4 separate regions of the Homo sapiens genome follow, and all the other regions are linked to region 2. The links are chromatin contacts, found by Hi-C or POLR2A ChIA-PET in ENCODE. All regions are on one chromosome and are shown on one strand. Each heading gives the region's core, a stretch centred on a gene start or an enhancer-like site at or near the end of the contact. The rest is flanking DNA. Distances are from core to core; before and after follow the strand shown.

Region 1 (5,540 bases), core at 118-2,617, 4.6 Mb after region 2:
TGAACGTGTTGAGCACTGTATTAACAGATGAAAGGACCACATTCATCTCAAGCTTTAAATAACTCGCACAGAAGGGGTGGGAAAAGTCCCAGCTGACAGATGCCAAGGGAGCAAATTTTAAAAAGAGGAAATTATGACAGACAGGAGTGGAAGCAAACTGGGGAACTTAGTACAAGTCGCTACTATTAAAAGAAACTTTGAGCTCTTAATTACATGACAGCATTCATCAGACGTTTCTGTGATTACTGAATGTAACAGTTAAGCAATAGATGATGTAAAAAAATTAGGTCAAATGTATATATCGTTTTATAAAACATATTTGCTCTTAAATCTCTCATCCAAACCAATCTCTTCAGATTAACTATAAATACAAAGGAACTAAAATCAGATTATGCAGATTAGACAGGAGGAAGCTGGGAAAGAATAACTACCATGTAAGTTCGGTAACAACGTTACAGGGCGCAGTTTCCTGCTACAGAAGACGGACGAAGGAATCCAGAAAATAGGCTGGGCACGGGAATATTGCACACTGTAGTCACCCAGCACTAATTCAACAGCTAGCGGCTCTATCCTGCCTCACGTTCCTCGTGGCCTCTGACAAGTCATCCTTTCAACCTATGAGGCTGTCCGCTCTCCCCCTTGGAAAATAATTTCCGTGCAGGTTGTAAGATCTCCCTCACAAACTACTTGCTTCCACTTCCCCGCCCGGGATGAGGAGTCTCCACGACGGGGAAAGGTCGCACTGACAGAGAAGGAAGTTACACGAAGTGGTAGTGGTCGGACCCGAGCCTCGAGCTCAGTACACGCGGGGGAAAAGGAAGCGGGCGGCCTCTGGAGAAACGGGGATGGAGCTGCAGATGCGAGCCCGCGAGGCAGGCTCCGTGGTGCCCGGGCACCGGCAGGAAGAATGGAGGAGGGGAGGCGAGGCTGCGAGGTGCCGGGGAGCCGGGCGGCGGTCCGGCCCGCGGCCGACCCCACCCCAGCCCGCGCTCGGGACCCTCCCAGCCCCGGCACCCGGCGTGCGTTCCGCGTGCGCCGACTCTCCCCGGAGGAACAGCCACCGTCTCACACCCGGGGACTGGAGAAATCCGGCAACTTTGCGCGAGAAATGCTTCCCACCCTGCAGCACGCCGAGAAAGAAAAAAATGTCAGGCGATGACGGCGGAGGAAGGATGACTTACCCATGTTGCTCCCCGAGGGTGAGGAACCGGCGGGGCGAGGCGAAGGTCTGTGGTGCGGGCGGCGCGGCTCTGTGTCCTCCCTCTACCTCCGTCTCTCCCGCAGCCAGGGAGGGACCCGCGGGGGGCGGCCGCCGGGGAGGAGCAGCTGGTGCTGCTGCAGGCGGCGCGGCCGCGGCGGGGACGAGCGGCGGGGGGCGGGGCGGGGCGGGGCGGGGCGGGACTGGCGGGCGCAGCCTGCGGCGGGCGCGGCTCCGAGCGGGCGGGCGGCGGAGGCGCGGGAGCCGGCCTGAAGAGCTCCGGCCCCGACTCGCAGCCCACGAGCGCCCCGCCCTCCCCACCGAGCATGCTCAGTGCCTTTTCCACCCCTCCCTCTGTGGCGAGCGAGGCTAAGCGTGCGGGTGGGCGTGTGTTTGCAGACCGGCTGCAGCCGCGGCAGAGGATCTTCATGGCGGCCGCCTGAGAGGCGGAGGGCGGGCCCGGAGAAAACAGGGAATGGGGATATTGAGCCCGATCTGCTAGCAGAGGACTCACCGCTGCCTTGCTTTCCCACCCTGACCCACCAACCCCTCACCCGGAACCCGGGCTTGCCTTCTTTACGGGACGACCGGGCCGCACAGGCCGGAATTAACCGGAGAAGAGGCTGGGCCGCCGCAGAGCCGGGAGGGGTGGTGGGAAGCCAGAGCTGACGAAGTTGGAAAGGACGTGTAGGCGACTAGGCCTGCGCCTCTTGGGGACACCTGAGGACGCCCGCTGGGCAGCTGGCTGAGGAGGGGCCGCCGGGAGGGCGCTCGATAGCAGGCGTGTCATTGGGACACTTAAGGCTGCTCTAGCTGTGGCCAGCTTAGAAACAAAGGTCCCGGCAGCGAGGAGAGCGCCCGCCCCAGGATTTCCTCGAAGAGTGTGTCGTTCTCCCTCCCGGAGGAGCGCGGCCTTCCGTTCCCCGGAGGGCTCTGGAAAGGCCCTTTAACCGGGGTGCCGTCGGGCTCCATCCTGCTGTGAAAGCGGGAGGAACTACGTTCCCCAGGCTTGAAAATAAGCGTCCTGCTGGGTTGGCTGCGGCACTGCCAAAGCTAACCCGGCGGAGGTCCTTTGATCCCGGGGCCACCGCCCGCTCCCACCACCACCTCGGCCTCGGGGAGAACCTGAGCAGGGCTCTCCCACTGAGGGCGTCCTCCCGACTGGGCATGCACGTGAGGCCGGGGCTGGCTTCGGTCCTCTTCCCTGGGGTAGGAGGCTGGAGGAAACCGATTTCTCTGCACCCTAATCTTGCCCTGGCTCCTCCTGAGTGGGGTGAGGAATCTGGTCGCTCTCCAAGGCTACAGCGACCGGAGTCCTTCAGGGGACACTGTGCAGTCAGCAGTACAACCTGTTGGAGAAAGATGGCTGAATCGAGGTGTCTTTCCCCTGTCAACTTTCACTCGGTCAATCCAATGTTGAGAAAGGGCTTTTTTTGTTTGTTTGTTAATTAGTCGCCTATTCTCACAGTCATCAGTTTCTGCTTGGTGACTAGTATTTCGAGCACACAAATCAGAAGCGACCCTGTAATTTGTTAAGCAAAGAGCAGATTTTATGTGATTTTTCTACAGCAAGAAACGATAATTAAAAAGGTTTGGTAAAACAGGAAAATACAATTTAACTGCTGAAGTCAAATATATGGGACTTTTCTGATGCATGAGACTATCAGGCACCTCACTCTTAGGATGTTCTTCTTGTTTGCCTCTTAAAATAATCGCACTACATTAGTTCCCTAGGGCTGCCGTAACATACCACAAATTGGGTGACTTAAAACAACAAATTATTATCTCACAATTCTGGAGGCCAGAAGTTTGAAATCAAGGTGTAGGCAGGGCTGTACTCCCTCTGAGGGCACTGGGGAGGGATCTCGTCCATGCCTCTCCTAGCTTCTGGTAGTTTCTTGGCATATGGTAGCGTAACTCCAATCTGAACATGGCTGTTCTCCCAGTGTGCTTGTGTGTTCAAATTTCCCTTTTTAATAAGAACAGCAGTCATAACGGATTAGGGGCGAACCATCCTCCAGTATGACCTCATGGACGTTAATTATATCTGCAATGACCCTATTTCCAAATCAGGTCACATTCTAAGGGACTAAGGGTTAGGACTTCTACATATGAATAGGGCCAGCCTGGCCAACATGACGAAACCCCATCTCTAACTAAAAATACAAAAAATTAGCCAGGGCCAGGCACAGTGGCTCACGCCTGTAATCCTAACACTTTGGGAGGCTCAGGAGGGCAGATCACTTAAGTCAGGAGCTGGAGATCAGCCTGGCCAACATGGCAAAACCCTATTTCTACTAAAAAATAAATAAAATAAATAAATTAGCTGGGCATGGTGGCACGTGTCTGTAATCCCAGCTACTTGGGAGGCTGAGGCAGGAGAATCGCTTGAACCCGGGAGGCGGAGGTTGCAGTGAGCTGAGATTGCACCACTGCACTCCAGCCTGGGCCACAGAGCAAGACCCTGTCTCAAAAAAAATAAAAATAAAAAAAAAGAATCCGGGAGGGGTACACAATTCAACCCATAATACACCAATGCAGACCCCACCCTCAGGGCCCCTCACTGCCCCCACATCGGCCATGTTACACATTAATTTTATTACTCCTCCAGAAGACCAGCCTGGGCCTTTGCATTGCTGCTCATCATTTTTTGTTCATCTCTCCTTAACACTCATTAATCTCTTCCAGATTGTCAAGTTAACTTGCTTTATTTTTCCTACTTCCTTATCTAATTACATATTATAATAATTTCATGGAGTATCTTCTATCATTTATTTGGATGTAAGCGTTGAAATTAGCAAAAGCAGCTGAAGTGGCTTTCTCATTTCCCATCTGACACTAGTTAAAGTGCCTTTTTTGTTCTACTTCAATCTACAAGCCATCTCCTTAGCCTTCCTGCCAATTAAAACCAAAGGATTGTTCAGGCTTAGTGCATATACTGAGTCCTAATGCACCGGTGTTGTAACCATAGTGAGAACCAATACTGATTGTTATATGCAGAAGTGAATTACTTCCAGACTGGTATATTGCCTACTCCTTGCACACACAATGCCACCTCCCTTCCCCTCTCCTTTCTTGTTCTATTATAAGAATATAATGTTTCTGTCTCATATCTTTACTTTCTTCCTTTATGTCTTTATTCAAAAGTTACCTGCATGATGTCTTCCCTAGTTATCTTATCTAAAATTTCAACACTCCTTCCCATTTCATATCCCCACTTCTATACTTTATTTTTTTTCCTTAGCAGTTATCAATAAGATAATATATATTTTGCTTTTGGACTGTCTCCCACATTTAAATGTAAGTTCTCCTAGGGAAATAATTTTTGTCTGCTGTATTTACCATTATAACCCCCGTGCCTAAATAGTGCTAGCACATAGCAAGTGCTTAATAAAAATTTGCTAGGTATGGTGGCTCACACCTATAATTCCAGCACTTAGGGAGGCCGAGGAGGGAGGATCACTTGAGGTCAGGATTCTGAGAGCAGCCAGTACAAGATAGCAACACCTTATATCTACATCTCTTGACATCCCTGATGTCAAGAGACTCTTCCAAAATCGATCTACTAATACCCATACTGTATGTTAGGCAATGGTCAGGATTTTATCAGGCCTGCTACAAAACAAAGGAAGTTCTGGCCCAGTGCAAAGGTTTTCAACTTCAATCTAGGAAATGTCATATTTATAAAGTATCACGGATTTATTTGAATAACAATTTCTGTTGAAAATTGGTTTATGATTACTAAATAGCTGTTATGGGGGAGTATCAAGGAAAATGTCTTTTAGAAAAGATCAGAAGCAGTACATTTTGGCAAGACTTATAACTTACCTCATTGATGCATGTAAGCTTAAAGAGGTTAGAAGGTGATTTAAATTCTTTAGAGGAAATCTATTGGGAGGGGCAACACAACAAGAAGTGGAAAGAGAGGAGAGAATGTTCTTTAAAAGTATAATAGGGAACTGATTGCCTCCTGTTCACCATGATGTTCTGAATATCATTTAAGGGAATTTCACTGGAGTAGTTAATTGAACTTTGCGGTGATAGAAAATGATTTGGCAGTGAACAGCCTTCTGCCTAAACTGTTTATTTTTCAGAGACTTCATTGGTGAGATCAAGTTAGTCCAGGTTGAACAACTGAAATGTCTTAACCTCAATGTAACCTCTTTCTCCCCCGCTCTCCATTTATTTAATATTTTAGCCATTTTCTAAATGTTGTAAAATCTAAATTATTTTCATAGGCTGTCACCTCAAACTAATGTCTACATGTTTCAAGCAACAACAGACCTAGATTACATACAGTTTTTAGATGGGATATACCACTTTAAAATCAGTCATGTAGTTA
Region 2 (5,435 bases), core at 552-3,051:
GCGATTCTCCGGCCTCAGCCTCCCAAGCAGCTGGGATTACAGGCGCCCGCCACTACGCCCAGCTAATTTTTTGTATTTTTAGTAGAGATGGGGTTTCACTGTTTTGGCCAGGCTGGTCTCGAACTCCTGATCTCATATGATCCACCCGTCTCAGCCTCCCAAAGTGCTGGGATTACAGGCGTGGCCACTATTACTACTATACATTTGTTTCACACTATGGCCAGTTAATGTCTGACTGGTTACTTTAATAACTGACATTTATACAGCACTGTAGAGTCTCCAGTGTCCTTTCACATATATTATGACACTTTAACCACACAATCACCCTGTGAGAAAGGACAGTCATTATTACTTACTTTAGCGGTGAAGAAACGGGGTTAGAAGATAACTAACCAGGCCAATATCAAGCAAATGGGAAGCAATAACTAATCTGGGTTCCTCCCTCCATCTTCATGCCTAGTCCTGTGCTTTTAGTATATCTGGCTAGCTATGAGAGAGAACACAGATTATTCAGGGAGGAGGGAGGGGCCAGAGGTGTTACTGAGGTGAGCCTCATGAGCAGTTAGGCCATGAGGTAAGCACTTCAGTGCTTTGCTACTCACGGGGTGGTTCAGACGAGAAAAATCTGTATCACCTGGGAGCTAGTTAGAAATGTAGGCTCTCAGGCTCCACCACTGCCCTACCAAATCAAAGTCGCATTTTCAACAAAACCCCAGGTGGTTCCTATGGACACTAGTTTGAGAAGCACTGCTTCACTAGTGACACTACATGGTCACTTGAACAGTATACATTAGACTACTTATATTCATCATTGTTGACGTGTTAAGTTTTTATTAGGTAAAACTTTCTGCAACAGTTTTCAAATTAAGTGTATTTTTAAAACAAGTTTATTTTTCCAAGTAATTGAAGATCTCCACTTCGGTAACTGGGGTCATTAAGGAATGTTAAAAAACCTTAAGCTGGTCAGTGCTTACCCACTTTTAAATTCCTCATAAAAATTAAGGTCTTTCTTTTGCCTGAAGGATACACTAGAGAGCATAACTGCCGTCTCCATACTTTAAACCCTTGACTAAAACAGGCCAATCCTACTGAGGTAAATCCCACCTCCCAACTTGGATATTTCAGGAAGTATTGTATTGTTTTTCTGACTCTAAACTCTACCTAATTAACTAATTAGTCTCAACACTTTCTGGCTCAAGAACTGAAACACAGCAACAGAAGCTAAAGTTTGAGAATTTAAGCTTGTTCCCACATCTACACCTTGGCGGACGGCAGCGACTGATTACGGAGACCAGTGAAAACCCTGCCCCTAACTCTCTCTGTCCTAGCCCCATCCACTCAATTGAGCTTGACTCAGCCTGCTCCCTGCTGTTCTCAGTATTGCTCCCTTAGGGTCAGACGTGCACTAGACTTCAGCACGTGGGAGCGCTGATGAGCGGCCAACCTGGGTCTATTTAAAACTACTATTCCCATCTCGAGGGGCGCCTCCTCCCACAGCATAACCAGCCCAGGAGGGCAGGCGAGTAAATACTGCTCACCTGCTCCACCGGAAACCTCAAAATCCCGGCCCGAGCTAGACTAAAGGTATCTGGTAATTAATCCTTGGCACCTCCCACCACACGCTCCTGATTGGGCGCGTGAGACAAGGCTGTGTCTGCGCGCGCTCTTACCAGTCTGGGGAATTCCATTTCCTCTACCAACCACCGGCATAAGCATTCAGGGGCGTTGCTTTCCTGGCAGTGGCCCGCCCCAGTTCGAGCCGGTGCCTTACTGCGTCTCGCGAGAACTTATGCATTTTGGAGGCGGAACCCCGTCAGGAAAAGCGCACAAAACTGCTCTTAAGTCATTGCAGAGCTACCGCTTCGGTTAGCCAGCCACGAAGTTCTCGCGAGAGTCGTCTCCTCGATACCAAGTGAGGAAACTGGGGGACGCTGTGGGGAGGGGCGTGGGGCTGGATCGCGCAGCGGCTGCTTCCTTTACCTTCCTCCCATGGTCTCCTTCCGGTTCTCGATGCTTCTCTGAGCCTAAGGGTTTCCGCCACTCGTTCACCCTCCCCCCAGCTCATGATCCTCCTCCCTCCCCCGCCCTCCTGGTCCAATCTCCGATCTGTTTAGTAAGAAGGTGCTGTTCCGAGAAGAAGGAAAAGGGCTTGACACGTATTCACTCGGCCCCGGACGTGGGAAGCAAGCCGTCTGGCTTCGGCCTCACATCGGTCTTGTGCTCGGGACGGCGGCGTTGGCGGACTGATCCGCGGCGGTGAAGAGGCAGGAGGAGGGGGAGGGGCGGAGCGTGGCAGCTGGCAGTAGTTCCGTCAGAGCGGACATCTTGTGGCTGTGTCGTGCGCGTGAGCCCCGTAGGGCCGGGGAGGCACCAGCTGCCGCGCGGGGAGGAGGCCGAGGCCGCAGCTTGAGGGAGGCCCCGGCCCCTCTGTACGCGTGGGTGTGGACGGCTAGGGCAGGGAAGGGAGGCCGGCCCAGTGGCCGGCCGGGTAAGAGGGGCAGTGCGGGACCTGGGCGGCTTGAGCGGCCAGCCTATTGGGTGCGGTGGGTTAGGGTGGGAAGGTTGGGGAAGCCGCGGCCTCTCCTGCTGGAGGAGGAGGGGGAATGGGCGCGTCCTCGCGCCTAAGCCGGAGCCTCAGGGACAGCGCGGGCGCGTGGTGGAGGTGGCTGGGCGGGCGCGCGCGGGAGCGCGCTGGAAGGCGGAGTGAGTGTACGGTGGCGTCAGGGGTGACACAGAATAGCTCGCTGCGAGGATAGCAATACACATCAAGTCTCCCTTCCTTTATTTCCTTCCTTTTCCCGGCCGCACCTTTGGACAGAAACCGAAAGCAGCCCGGCGTCCGTCCGGAGTCTTATGCTTCCCCCTCCCCCCTTGCCTTTCTTTGCCCTAGTGACGCCGGTATAGCGCCGACTAGGCCCCGGCTCCTCCTCTGCTGGGCTCCGGACCCTGCCCCGCACCCACCCCTTTCTCCTACGCCTCTTCCTCTCCCACCCGGGTCTCTTCCTTTCTAGAGGCCGGGAAGTTAAACTTGTAGCCACCACCTCCGCTCTTCCCGTCACCCTCGCCCCCACTTCGGGCCGAAAGCACGGTACAGAGGCTGTTGGTGGCTTTGCCACGCCACCCCACCCACCCCGGATCGCGGCTGTCTTAAGGGACCTGGATTCATCAGGGGCTCTTCGGGGCCTGTGCGAGTGCTGATCTGCTCCGTTTTTGCAAAAGGCGCCTGTGTCTGGCAGAGCTGGTGTGAGACGAGACAATCCTGCCCCGCCGCCGGGATAATCAAGAGTTTTGGCCGGACCTTTGAGCATACACCGAGAGAGTGAGGAGCCAGACGACAAGCACACACTATGGCGCTGAAACGGATTAATAAGGTAACCCGCGGGGACAAGGGCATGGGGTGGTAGGAGAAAAGGAAGGCTCGGGCCAAGAGGAAAGCGTGGGGGTGGGAAGGAAGCATAATTCTGAAAATACCTCTTGGATCACTTCTTCCATGGGGGGATGGAGAACGCAGATATACTTCTTGAAGAAATGAAGTTTAAAGCTAGGAAACGGAGAACACTTGTGGCAAGTGAGGTGTTATCCTGAGTGCTTCAGTGGAATCGGTGCAAATTAGGGGTGGAGGAGAGTGACTTAAGGCGCCTTTATTATTTTATTTTTTTGCTGCTTAAGAAGGAGTTTTTTTGGGGGTCCGAATTGCGGAGAGACGCTCCAGCAGATGTCATGGCGCTTCCTATTCTTGGTGCTTGAAAACTTAGTTTAGTTGTGAGATCAAGGTTATCTAGGCCTTCTAGGGGTAAGAAAGAAAACTCGGAGGAGAGAAAAAAAATCTGGCGAGTCCCGAACTTGACTGAGGGTCGGGTAGAAGAAGTCTTGCGTATTGAAGGTCAGTCAGTGAGTCTAGTAGAAACTCTTAGTCGACTCTGGGCAGGTTACACCGAATAAGTGGGTTTGGGAGGAGATGGAATGACACAGTGTTGCCACTTCCTGTATTTTGTAGTTGCAGCTTTTCACCCGAAGCTATTTATCCGAGGGACACCGGGAACTGATGTAAAAGGCATTCTGGAAGCTCCCTTTTCCTTTTGGCTGGAGAGTGGGGGTGGATAAGGGGTGCGATGGCAGTAAGGGAAAGCTAATGTACCTATTTTTGCCTCATTCTATTTAATAACACCCTTGTTTCGTTACTTGAAATGTGGTTTGATAGTATATTATCGATTTAAGTTGAAAAAAAACTAGGATTTTTCGGAGCTCTGGGAGTGAGCGGAACCTCCACCTCCGGTGGTTTAGTCTCATTTTCTTGCTCTAACTTCTATCCCGCATTTTAAGATGGCGGCTGCTTTAACTGGTTCAGGCTCTTTCCGGCATCTCCTTTCGTAATAATGTGAATTAATATGATTTGTTAAATGTTAACTTTTATATCGCGTTGTGCACTGCTCTAAGATCCTCTGCTCAAAACTTACCTAAATTCAAACTCTTAAACTGTATTTCCCTTTTTTGTGACTTGTATTTGTGTGATGTGTTTGGTTGTTGCACAATCGAAGAGGGTGGAGTGTTTACAGCTAACTTGAAAAAAATGTCATGGAATAAATTCAGCCTTACTAGAAAAATTGTGGAGTGTCGGTGAGTGTTAGAAACTTTGGTTTTAATAGATTACTTTTTTAAAAAGAGTTCTGAGAGGAATGGCAAGAATTTGCCTTTACTAAAATAGACCTGATACTACATTTGCCTGTATTTAATTATGACTGGAGTTTATTTGGCAAGATTGGTGTTTCATGAAAGAGGAAGGTTTAAATCTTCACTCTTAGTATGTATTGATATGAAATCGTGAATTTTGTTTTGGGCCTTCATAACATCGTCATTTTGGGTTATGCGAAATACAAATTTAAATCTTTGTGAAATGAAAGAAAAGAGGAAGAAACGCTTTTTAGGAGTTAAGGATTAAAGTAAAAATTATTTTGAAATAATTACCTCTTTTTGTGACCACTTTAAAGGCCAGGAACATATTGGAGAAGCCTAGTTGTATGTTACAGTGTGGTTTACACAAAGAGCATAACATTCAGTACAAATAAAAATCTTTTCTGTTGGAATTAGTTCAGGCCACTAAAATGTGGAATAGTACCAGATCCATAGCTTTTTGTGCATGTGGAACAGAACACGTTAAAGGAAGGCCTCTGATTTTTTTTCTCTTACAGGTCATACCCAGCTGCTGTGACACCACTTAAATGATTTAAAAGCTTTAGAGAGACAATATAACAGTGGTTAAGAGTGTAAACATTGGAGCAGAAATGCTCCAGTTAGAATTCTAGCTCTGGGCAAGTTTATGTGCCTCTATAAGAAGGGTATCTGTTGTAATATGAACAATAAATGACTGTGTGCCTAATATGTACCAGGCACTGTTTTAGACATTGGGGTGGCAGCAGTGAACAAAACAAATTTTA
Region 3 (5,280 bases), core at 951-3,450, 3.3 Mb after region 2:
CGCCTCACCGCAAGCTCCGCCTCCCGGGTTCACGCCATTCTCCTGCCTCAGCCTCCGGAGTAGACGGGACTACAGGCGCCCGCCACCACGCCCGGCTAAGTTTTTGTATTTTCAGCAGAGACGGGGTTTCACTGTTTTAGCCAGGGTGGTCTTGATCTCCTGACCTCGTGATCCGCCCGCCTAGGCCTCCCAAAGTGCTGGGATTACAGGCGTGAGCCACCACGCCCGGCCTCAAAACCTATTTTTCTTCCAGTATTCCCTAAATGACCCGGTTAATGTTACTGCATTCCTACAGTTGTCCAAGTTAGAGAAGCCCTTAGGGTTATTATCTCCTCCTTCTTCCTCATTCTATCCACAGCTTTTCAGTCATGTGCAAAACTATGACACGCTTAGGTCTTTGCTTTCACTGTTCCCAATATCTTAAACTTCTTCACTTTTCTGACACCTGTACAACTCCTACTTACTTTCCAAGATGAAACAAAATTATTTAATCTCCAAAACTATGTCCTCTGCCTCAAGGAGCATTTAGTTGCTTCTTTCAAAGTACAAGCATCTCAAGTACATGTTGTATGGTATTTATTTACTGCTGGCTCCCCTATTAGATTAAGGATTCCTTAAGCACAGAGAGCATGATTTCGTCATTTCTGTATCACCAATACTAAGACAAAACGCATAGAACTCGATACATGTGTCAAATAAATAAATACATAAATTTTACAAATCAATGAAAATATTGTTTCACATGATTTCACCGTCTTAAACTTTCTATATGTTTCAATTTTTTGTTAAATTGACTTTTGCTGGTGCTCTTTTGGTGCTTACTTTGGATTAATAATAGAATCATTTTAAATTTTGCACCAAATGACTACAAAGTTAAATGTCTATGTCAAAAGAAAATTTATTGACTTCATTATTAGAATATGAAGTGGTTTTTTTTGCTTTAAAACTTTGTTTAAAATATCTAAGGAGGCCAGGTATTAACTCTGAAAAAACTGTATAATTATTTATAAAACAGATCCCATAGGAGCAACTGAACAGCTGTGGAAAGATTTGGCACATCACTTTGCCAGCCTGAATTTAATGACCTACATGTGAAGGGCTACATATCCAATTACTAATCCTCCCTCAGCTACTCTTTGCCCTCATATGGAGGCAGCTGAAAAAAGATGCCCTACTAACAGATCAGAAGTGGATCCAGACTTTTTTGCCAGTGCTCAGTTAACAAAGATCTTTTAGGTTTGAGATGAGGAAGAAACAGAAGAGGGACTCACAACAGTGTTATAGCTGATACAGTGTTTCAAGTAAAATTTAAGGGCTTATGGCAAGAGTGACTTTAGTTTTGTAACTAAAGTCAAAGAAATTTCGGCTCTTTTAGAGAATCTCAAATTCTGGATTTAATTTTCTATTCACTGAAGCCTTTAAACATGTTCAAATATCTTCAAGGATAATTTACTTCAAAATTCTTTCTATATGAGAAGCCAGTCTTCTATTCAAGATGCAAACCTCATTCTTACCTTCAAATTCTGCAATAATCACCTATTAGAAGTAGAGGAGAAAAAAACTAAATAGAAAATGACAATCTACGGGGTTGTATTTCATTTCTCTCTCAGTTGACATGATCTATATATAGCAAAAGATTATATAAGGTCAAGTATTATAAACAATGAAATGTCATCTGATGTTTTGCAAAACAGCATAGGAAAAATAGCTCAAGGAATGAATAAAGAGTAAAGCTATGGCTGTTTTACTTCAGCCATAAAAAAGCCTTACAGATTCTAAATTTAAATGCATTTTATTGTGAATCTGACTCACTTTTTGAATTTAATTTTCCACTTGAGTTATGTAAAATCATGTGATATGGTAATTTTCTGTATAAATTAAAAATAATATAGGCAAGAGATGTTTTTCTCTCATTTTCAACACAGAAAAATTAGGAGCCTTTCTTCGTTGTTTTGCATTTTTAACAGTGGGACTATCTTAATTCCTTCATCCAATACTCACAAGAATATATGAATGAATACACGTCTGCAGGTACACACTTAATTCTTGAACGGGAAAAAACAGACATCACTGTAACTACCTCCCACTCCCAAAACACTAACTCCAGACCCCGCCCCGCATAAACCCCTCCCCTTTCTTCCATTGCGGGTTCGAAATGGCCGCAGTTCGATGACGTAAGACGCAACCGCCGTAGCCTCCACTGCGTAACTACCGCCCCTGCCTCTGGGAATTGAAGTTTCTGTGGAAGGAAGCGTGAGCCGTAACCAGGCCAACCCAGAAAGGCTTTCTTTCTGAGATTTCACTTCCCTGTCAACTCTTCAGCTCGGTAAGTGTCCTGGCACTGGTTGGCGCTCCCCCGCACTATGGTATTCTCTGGACGCAAAGGGGCGCGTGCCATGCAGCCCCCTACTAGCAACAAGGGCTTCCGGGGGAGAGGGGAGCAGTGGTGTGGAAGTGGTTTCCTGCGGCGCTCTTGCTGAAGGAAATGACGTCGATGACAGGCGCCCCCCGCGGCCTACCCAGCTGCTCCCTGGTTCGCCAGAGACAGCTTAATCCCGTCTCTGAAATGCGTTTGCTGGCTGGGAGCCTAGAAGGGATAGTGGGCGAGGCTCCGCCCCGTGGTGGGGCGCTTTCCGTCGGCGTGTGTTTTGGGGTTGCCATCGGCCCGTAGTATGTGAAAAGTGAGTTTGCAAAGAATCAGTGGGAAATCTGTACTCTAAAGGGCCGGAAAGCGTGTTATGGCCCTGCCACTTCGTGGCTAGAGACCGTGGGCTTTACCTCTTTAAAGCTGCCTTACCTCATTTTTCCTGCAAAGGGCTGACGTCGCTGAACTCTCTGAAATGTAGAGAGCCCGAGGGGAAGTTGCTGCAGGTGCTGTGAGCTGAGGACAGTTTTATAAAGATCGAAGTGTTACTTGATTTCACTGAAATACTTTAAATTTGGGAATTTTTCTACAGATATGAAGAGGATGGCAACACATTACTTGTCACTTTCTGAAAGAATTTCATCTGCCCCTTCCATTCCCAACCCTCTGCCCAAAAGGCTTGACAACTGAAGTGAACAAAGGGCTTTTCGCTCCTCCACGTTTAGTCCGCATGTCTTTTAAAAGGGCATTCCTGGCCGGGCGCGGTGACTCACGTCTGTAATCCCCGCACTTCGGGAGGGCAAGGCGGGTGGATCACCTGAGGTCAGGAGTTCGGGACCAGCCTGACCAACATGGTGAAACCCCGTCTCTACTGAAAATACAAAATTAGCCGGGCGTGGTGGCGCATGCCAGTAATCCCAGCTACTGGGGGGGCTGAGGCAGGAGAACTACTTGAACCCAGAAGGCGGAGGTTGCAATCAGCCGAGATTGCGCCATTGCACTCCAGCCTGGGCAACAAGAGCGAAACTCCGTCTCAAACAAACAAGAAAGGCCGGGCGCAGTGGCTCATGCCTGTAATCCCAGCACTTTGGGAAGCCGAGGCGGGTGGATCACGAGGTCAAGAGATGGAGACCATCCAGGCCAACGTGGTGAAACCCCGTCTCTACTAAAAATAACAAAAATTAGCTGGGCGTGGTAGCGCGCACCTGTAGTCCCAGCTACTCGGGAGGCTGAGGCAGGAGAATCGCTTGAACCCGGGAGGCAGAGGTTGCAGTGAGCCGAGATTGCGCCACTGCACTCCAGCCTGGGCGACCTAGCAAGACTCCCTCTCAAAAAAAAAAAAAAAAAAAAAAAAAAAAGGCATTCCTTTGCTATCGCTGTCAAGTCATTAATTCCAATCTGCATTATTCCCACATTCGTTGAGATTTTTCTGAAAAGGAGACTGTCATAAATTAACGACGATTATTTATTTTATCCCAATCCATAACTTAATGCAGTTTTAAAAAACTTTTTTTTTTCTTTTGGTGCTCATTGATGTAGGATGTGTCCTTGCCTTACAAAGTGAGATAGTTTGTAAGCCCACTTAATAACCTATGTCTGCGAATGAACCCCACAAATTTTTAAAATTTTATGCAGGAGTAAAATTTCACACACACACACACACACACACACATATATATATATATAATTTTTTTTTTTTTTTGGAGACGGAGTCTTACTCTGTTGCCCTAGTTGGAGTGCAGTGCTGCGATCATGGCACACTGCAACCTCTGCCTCCCGGGTTCAAGCGATTCTTCTGCCTCAGCCTCCCGAGTAGCTGGAATTACAGGCGTCCACTACCACGCCTGGCTAATTTTTGTATTTTTAGTAGAGACGAGGTATCGCCATGTTGGTCTTGAACTCCTGACCTCAGGTGATCCGCCCACCTCAGCCTCCCAAAGTGTTGGGATTACAGGCATGAGCCACTGCGCCCGACCTCACACAAATATTTTTATAGTTACTGTAAAATACGTTCTTGAACATTTGTTGAACTTGGTTGAATGAATGAAAATGTACTGTGAGCATCACTGCATGTGAGAAAGGAATGAAAAACTCTGCCATGGAATTTTATAAATTATTGCCCAAACTAAAACAATTAGAAAGCAAGTATACCTAATAAAATGCTGTTTTGCTTAACAGGTAATCTGAACACGCTAGTACATAGTGCAGTGTAGATATACATTATACTTATTGTATAGTGTAGACAGTGCGAGTTGGTAGATATCTTTGTAAAGTATACTATACGGAATAATTTATAAGATATCAGGTTAGCATCATTTTTGTTGCATTCCATTTGTCTCAGTGCACCTGGCTTATTTAAAGCCTAAAAACTTCACTTAGTACAGTCGTTTTCTTAGTTAGGAATAGTTTTTAAAAAGATGATGATGATGATGATGAAGATGTTGACCATCTCATGACCTTTCCTTGTGTTTGAGAGATTGAAACATTAATGTACTATGACAGGTCATATTAAATTTAACTTAAGACTTCTTAGATAGGAAAGGCATATGCTCCCCCTGGTGTACATGACCTGTAAAACATTACATTGCTCTTTAAAAAGTCTTCACGTAGGCCGGGCCTGGTGATTCACGCCTGTAATCCCAGCACTTCAGGAGGCCGAGGCAGGCGGATCACGATGTCAGGAGTTCGAGACCAGCCTGACCAACGTGGCGAAACCCCTTCTCTACTAAAAATACAAAAATTAGCCAGGCGTGGTGGCGCGCGCTTGTAATCCCAGTTACTCAGAAGGTTGAGGCAGTAGAATCGCCTGAACCTGGGAGGCGGAGGTTGCAGTGGGCGGAGGTTGCAGTGAACGGAGATCGCGCCACTGCACTCCAGCCTGGGTGACAGAGCAAGACTCTGTCTCCAAAAAAAAA
Region 4 (5,436 bases), core at 680-3,179, 3.8 Mb after region 2:
GTTTCATGAATGTGGTTTCACACTACCTTTTTAAAATCTTAACAGAAGATTGTAATACATATTAATTCAAAATGCCACCTACTTTTAAAGTTATTCTACTCAGATGGTACAACTGTCAAAAGCAAACACTGTTTCTTAATTTCAGGTCCCACACAGGCCACAACAAGATAGAATTTGGGAATTTTAAAGAATCTAAAGGACGTGTACTAGGTCTAACATGAGTAATGCTCAACATGTTAAACCTAGTACAGGTCCTTTAGATTGTTCGGTAATGCTATTTTTAGATCAAGCAACACTCCTCCACGTGCAAGTTTTTCCAAATTATACTAACAAGGTCAAGGATCATATCCTATCTAAAAACAAGACTGTATAACACAGCTAAGACCTTTTGCAATCGCTTATCTACAAATATTGTGACGTAAAGATTGTATTTATTTATATCTTTACGTTTTTATGTTTTATGTTGGAAAACACTTTTATTATTTGTATTGTGTTCATATATCTGCCTTCATTCTTATTCATATTTTTATTTATGGCAGAGTTAAATCGTACTAGAATCCTTTAAAAAATAAAGGACTTTACATTATAACAGCATTTCACGTTCCTTGGATAATCTGGGTCTCAGAAGAAGCTTGTGAAACTTACAAAGAAAGCTATAATCATCCCCTCTGTACAGTGTAACACTGGAACTCAGAAAGATTAAGTAACTTTACTAATTCAAGATCGCACAATAACTGGCAAGGGCAGGGCCCCAATCAGGCCTTCTCTTTATTCCGGCTCTCCTCCCCACAGGACGCTACCAATTTAATATTTGAATATTCATGTGCCTCTCTTCACTAAACCTGGACTGTAACTAAGAGCCATACTATTGCCGCCCAGCCCTCATCCTGGGTCTCGAAATGCAGCAGCAACACTAGTACTCTTCAGTAAACAGAAACACGAGCACACGCTTCAGTCTGGACCCCATTCAACGCTGGGTTTGCTCTACTGCACAAAACTTAAAATACACTACAGCATTCACGCCTAACCCTCAATGGAACTGTCCTTTTCACTCTGGGAAATTCAGTCACAGGTGACTCATCCCGTTAGCTTACAGTTTTGTAAATTAATAATTTTATATACCGAAAGAAAAGAATGAATTACACAGACCTCTCCCTTCCCCACCCCCAAAGTTGCTTAAGTGTCAAAGCACGGTAGTAAAGCACAAAGAAGTGGGGCTGGAGCTAGCTAGCGTTCCTCCTCTCTGCGACTCCGACGGTCCTCGGGCCACCCATCTCTCAGAGCCCGGCAGGTAGCTTCAGCCCCCCACCCCGCAGGGACCCGACGGACGGCCCGGCGCCTCCAGCGCCCAGACCCGAGCCCCGCCGGTGCTGCGGATGTGGAGGCTCGCGACGCTCGGGCTGCCCTCCTTCCCGGCGCCGCTACCTGCCTCCGGCAGCCCGCACACCTGGCGGCCCCCGCCCCAGCGCGGGGAACCGGCCCCAGAACGCGGAGGTCTAGCGCGGCCACGCGACCCCGCACAGCCCGCTTCCGCCCCAGCCCACATGGCCGCGGCGGGTGGCGCCCCCGCCCCCGCGTGAGCCCAGCGCGGTTCCCGAGGACCCAGGGACCCCAGGAGGCAGGAGGGGGCGGTGGCGACGCGGGTGGGGGGAGGAGGAAACGCGGCCGGGGGGAAGAGGAGGAGCGCGTCCCGACTCGCCGCAAGGGCGGGAGGAGCCAGCAGGGGAGAAGCGAGGAGGGGTCCCGCAGCGGCGGCATATCCGCGGGGCAGCGGGCGCCTACCTGCGAGCAGAAGTACGAGCCCTGGATGCCCAGCTTGATGCAAGTGGGACACTGGAGCTTGGCCTCACTGCTGCAGCCGTCTGTCTCGCACACCCGCGTCTCCACGGCCGCCATGCTGCCTGCCCGCTGGAAGAGCGCCTCACCGAGGAAGAGGCGGCGGCGGGAGGGAGGAACTGCCGGGCGGAGGGGAGGGGAGAGAGACCGAGTCGGGGGAGGAGCTGGGCCCGCCGCTGGCCTGGGCGCGGGAGGGGGAGGAGCCAGGGCCGGCCGGGACCACGCAGCGCGCCCCGCCCCGGCCCCGCCCCCGCCCCGCGCGCGCAGCTGGTGCCCCGCCCCGCCGGCTTCGCCCCGCCCCCCGCCGGCGGTGCCTGCGTGCCCAAGCCTCCCGGCGGCGCGCACATTGGGGCTGTAAGGGAGCTCGGCAGGGCCCCCCCATTCGGCGCCTTCGGGCGTCGGCCAGCAGAGAACGCGACCTGCCGGCGCCTGACGGTGAGGAGCCGCCCTCTCGCGGCGCACTCTCTGTGCCTACAGTCAGATAAGACAGTCGTCTTCACTGACGAACACCCAGGAGCCCTGATCATCCCCGACACCCGCAGGAGGCTAGAGAGGGCGCTGCGCTCCTCTGCGTTGGATTCCCCCGCCGCTCCTTGGAGAACAGTCCCTTGGGTTAAGTTCTGTTTCTCACTGACATTGTCGGGTCTGAGGCCTAAGGACCACCGCTCATTCACAGAAAGGAGAGCCATAGAGCTGTCAACGGGACGGTGGGCTGGGATTCACATCTGCCCTCCCTCCTGCCAGACTTTTTTTTTCCACACACCACCACCTCCCCTTCAAAACCGATAGTGCTAGTAATAGTAACACAACTGTCAGGTATTCAATACAAATAATTTTTTTGTATAATCCCAGTTGATTGCTTCAGCAGTAAATAGGGGAGAATTGTGCTGATCCTGAAATGTCAGAGTCGAAAGAAGCTGTAAAGGCCTTCCCCTGCGAACCTGTTGCTTCAATCTTTTCAGCTGTATTCCAGGTCGGTTGTGTTGTAACTCATGCTTGAGTGCCTCCTTGTCACTAGGGAAGAGCGAAAAACTAACATTTACTGATCACAAAAGGCTGTGAACTTTGTTATTGTATTTTTTTAACTTCTCCGTACTTAATACACCAGAAAAGCTCATACTACTTTTATTTTTAAGAACTTTGTTTTGGCTAGGAGCGGTGGCTGACGCCTGTAATCAATCCCAGCACTTTGAGAGGCCAGGGCATCCAGGGCACCAAGGCCAGCGGATTCTTTGAGGCCAGGAGTTCGAGACCAGGGTGGAAATATGGCAAAACCCCGTCTCTACAAAAACTAAAACTAAAAACTAAAAAATTAGCCGGGCATGGTGGCAGGCGCCTGTAGTCCCAGCTACTGAGGAGGCTGAGCTGGGAGGATCTGTTGAACCTGAGAAGTCAAGGATATGGTAAGCTATGATCCTGCCACTGCACTCCAGCCCAAACGGCAGAGCAAGACCATGTCTCAAAAAAAAAAAAACTTAGTTTTGCAATATAAGCAGTAAAAATGATGTAATAAAATCAAGTAATAGAAATGTTTACATGCATACATACATATACTTTTGTATACAAGAAAAAAATCAATAAGTATGTATGTATGTATAAAATATTTTTTAAATAAAAACTGCACCATACCATATAAAGTAATTTACTTACCTGATTTCTTCAGTTACTATGATGTCAACTTTTTGTTTGTCGTTTGGTTTTTCTTTGAGACAGCATCTCATCCTGTCAACCAGGCTGGAGTGCAGTGGTGCTCACAGTGAGAGGTGACAGCGAGGTGACAGCATGCTGGCAGCCCTCGCAGCCCTTGCTTGCTCTCGGTGCCTCCTGGCCTCAGCTCCCATTCTGGCCGTGCTTGAGGAGCCCTTCAGCCGCCGCTGCACCGTGGGAGCCCTTCTCTGGGCTGGCCGAGGCCAGAGACGGTTCCCTCAGCTTGTGGTAGGTGTGGTGGCAGAGGCACGGGTGGCAACTGCGGCTGCGTGCGTCGCTTGCGGGCCAGCTAGAGTTCCAGGTGGGCGTGGGCTTGGCGGCCCGCACTCAGAGCGGCCGGCCGGCCCCGCCGGCCTCGGGCAGTGAGGGGCTTAGCACCTGGGCCAGCAGCTGCGGAGGGTGCGCCGGGTCCCCCAGCAGTGCCGGCCCACCAGTGCTGTGCTGGATTTCTTGCCGGGGCTTACCTGCCTCCCCACGGGGCAGGGCTCAGGACCTGCAGCCCGCCATGCCTGAGCCTCCCCCGGCCCCACCGTGGGCTCCTGCCCACGTGGCCCAAGCCTCCCCACGAGGGCCACCCCCTGCTCCAGGGCACCCGGTCCCATGGACCACCCAAGGGCTCAGGAGTGTGGGCTTACAGCTCGGGACTGGCAGACAGCTCCACCTGCGGCCCCAGTGCGGGAACCACTGGGTGTAGCCAGCTGGGCTCCTGAGTCTAGTGGGGACTTGGAGAACCTTTATGTCTAGCTAAGGGATTGTAAATACACCAATCAGCACTCGTATCTAGCTCAAGGTTTGTAAACACACCAATCAGCACCCTGTGTCTAGCTCAGGGTTTGTGGATGCACCAATCCACACTCTGTATCTAGCTAATCTGGTGGGGACTTGGAGAATCTTTATGTCTAGCTAAGGGATTGTGAATACACCAATCAGCACTCTGTATCTAGTGCAAGGTTTGTAAATGCACCAATAAGCATCATGTGTCTAGCTCAAGGTTTGTAAATGCACCAATCAGTGCTCTGTGTCTAGCTAATCTAGTGGGAACTTGGAGAACTTTTGTGTCTAGTTCAAGGTTTGTACACGCACCAATCAGCAACCTGTCAAAATGGACCAATCAGCTCTCTGTAAAATGGACCAATCAGCAGGATGTGGGTGGGGCCAGTTAAGGGAATAAAAGCAGGCTGCCCAAGCTAGCAGTGGGAACCCATGGGGGTTACTTTCTGCACCGTGGAAGCTTTGTTCTTTCACTCTTTGCTATAAGTCTTGCTACTGCTCACTCTTTGGGTCCACACTGCATTTATGAGGTGTAAGACTCACCATGAAGGTCTGCAGCTTCATTCCTGAAGCCATCGAGACCACCAACCCACCCGGGAGAACAAGCAACTCCAGAAGTGCCGCCTTAAGAGCTGTAACACTCACCGTGAAGGTCTGCAGCTTCACTCCTGAGCCAGCGAGACCAGGAACCCACCAGAAGGAAGAAACTCTGAACACATCTGAACATCAGAAGGAACAAACTCCAGGCACGATGCCTTTAAGAACTGTAACACTCACGGTGAGGGTCCATGGCTTCATTCTTGAAGTCAGTGAGACCAAGAACCCACCAATTCCGGACACAACAGCTCACTGCAGCCTCAACATCCTGAGCTCAAGTGATGTTCCTGCCTCAGCCTCTGGACTAGTTAGGACTACAGGTACACGCCACCTTGCCCAGCTAATTTTTTAGCTTTTTTGTGGAGACAGGGGTCTCACTATGTTGTCCAGGCTGGTCTTGAACTTCTGGGCTGAAGTGGTCCTGTCACCCCCGCCTCCCAAAGTGCTGGGATTACTGGCACAAGCCACTGCACACAACATTCTTTATTGTCATCAATTATACTTTTACCACATAATTTTAATGTC

Evidence for each region. A loop is a pair of places that touch in the nucleus more often than their neighbours do. ChIA-PET counts read pairs that join two places held with the same protein, here RNA polymerase II (POLR2A). Pooled maps may share reads with other maps.
Region 1: a loop to region 2 is called in a map of ascending aorta, with 10 times the contacts of the local background. The contact joins the promoter of RAP1GDS1 here to the promoter of UBE2D3-AS1 in region 2. A Hi-C loop is called at or near these places in 3 of 168 maps with a recorded cell type or tissue (B cell, ascending aorta and gastrocnemius medialis), 1 of 37 single-sample maps with no recorded cell type and 13 of 50 pooled maps. POLR2A ChIA-PET finds 5 or more read pairs at or near these places in 3 of 52 experiments (B cell, CD4-positive, alpha-beta T cell and OCI-LY7).
Region 3: a pooled map shows a loop between it and region 2 (28-fold over the local background). The contact joins the promoter of TRMT10A here to the promoter of UBE2D3-AS1 in region 2. A Hi-C loop is called at or near these places in 5 of 37 single-sample maps with no recorded cell type and 17 of 50 pooled maps. POLR2A ChIA-PET finds 5 or more read pairs at or near these places in 1 of 52 experiments (CD8-positive, alpha-beta T cell).
Region 4: a map of CD8-positive, alpha-beta T cell shows a loop between it and region 2 (33-fold over the local background). The contact joins the promoter of METAP1 here to the promoter of UBE2D3-AS1 in region 2. A Hi-C loop is called at or near these places in 4 of 168 maps with a recorded cell type or tissue (B cell, CD8-positive, alpha-beta T cell, naive thymus-derived CD4-positive, alpha-beta T cell and 1 more) and 9 of 50 pooled maps. POLR2A ChIA-PET finds 5 or more read pairs at or near these places in 1 of 52 experiments (CD4-positive, alpha-beta T cell).

The regions. Positions count from the first base shown.
Region 1 is chr4:98,257,211-98,262,750 of GRCh38, reverse strand. It overlaps RAP1GDS1 (Rap1 GTPase-GDP dissociation stimulator 1), which reads right to left and starts at 1,367. Exons shown (of 15, transcript NM_001100427.2): 1 at 1,182-1,367. The coding sequence starts at 1,185. RefSeq lists silencers at 1,077-1,146, 1,247-1,546 and enhancers at 1,513-2,075, 1,827-2,126.
Region 2 is chr4:102,824,421-102,829,855 of GRCh38, reverse strand. It overlaps UBE2D3-AS1 (UBE2D3 antisense RNA 1), which reads right to left and starts at 1,801. Exons shown (of 2, transcript NR_131186.1): 1 at 1,671-1,801. UBE2D3 (ubiquitin conjugating enzyme E2 D3) reads left to right here and starts at 2,305. Exons shown (of 8, transcript NM_181891.3): 1 at 2,305-2,429; 2 at 3,220-3,371. The coding sequence starts at 3,348. RefSeq lists enhancers at 405-484, 525-584, 1,753-2,314, 1,986-2,375, 2,315-2,876 and 2 more and silencers at 2,426-2,555, 2,576-2,625.
Region 3 is chr4:99,560,959-99,566,238 of GRCh38, reverse strand. TRMT10A (tRNA methyltransferase 10A) reads left to right here and starts at 2,200. Exons shown (of 8, transcript NM_001134665.3): 1 at 2,200-2,326. It also overlaps a transcript of MTTP not described here. RefSeq lists enhancers at 2,122-2,181, 2,532-2,661, 1,897-3,096.
Region 4 is chr4:98,992,214-98,997,649 of GRCh38, reverse strand. It overlaps METAP1 (methionyl aminopeptidase 1), which reads right to left and starts at 1,929. Exons shown (of 11, transcript NM_015143.3): 1 at 1,783-1,929. The coding sequence starts at 1,896. It overlaps MIR3684 (microRNA 3684), which reads right to left and starts at 263; the gene lies at 190-263. RefSeq lists enhancers at 734-1,516, 2,438-2,487 and silencers at 1,258-1,717, 1,878-2,197.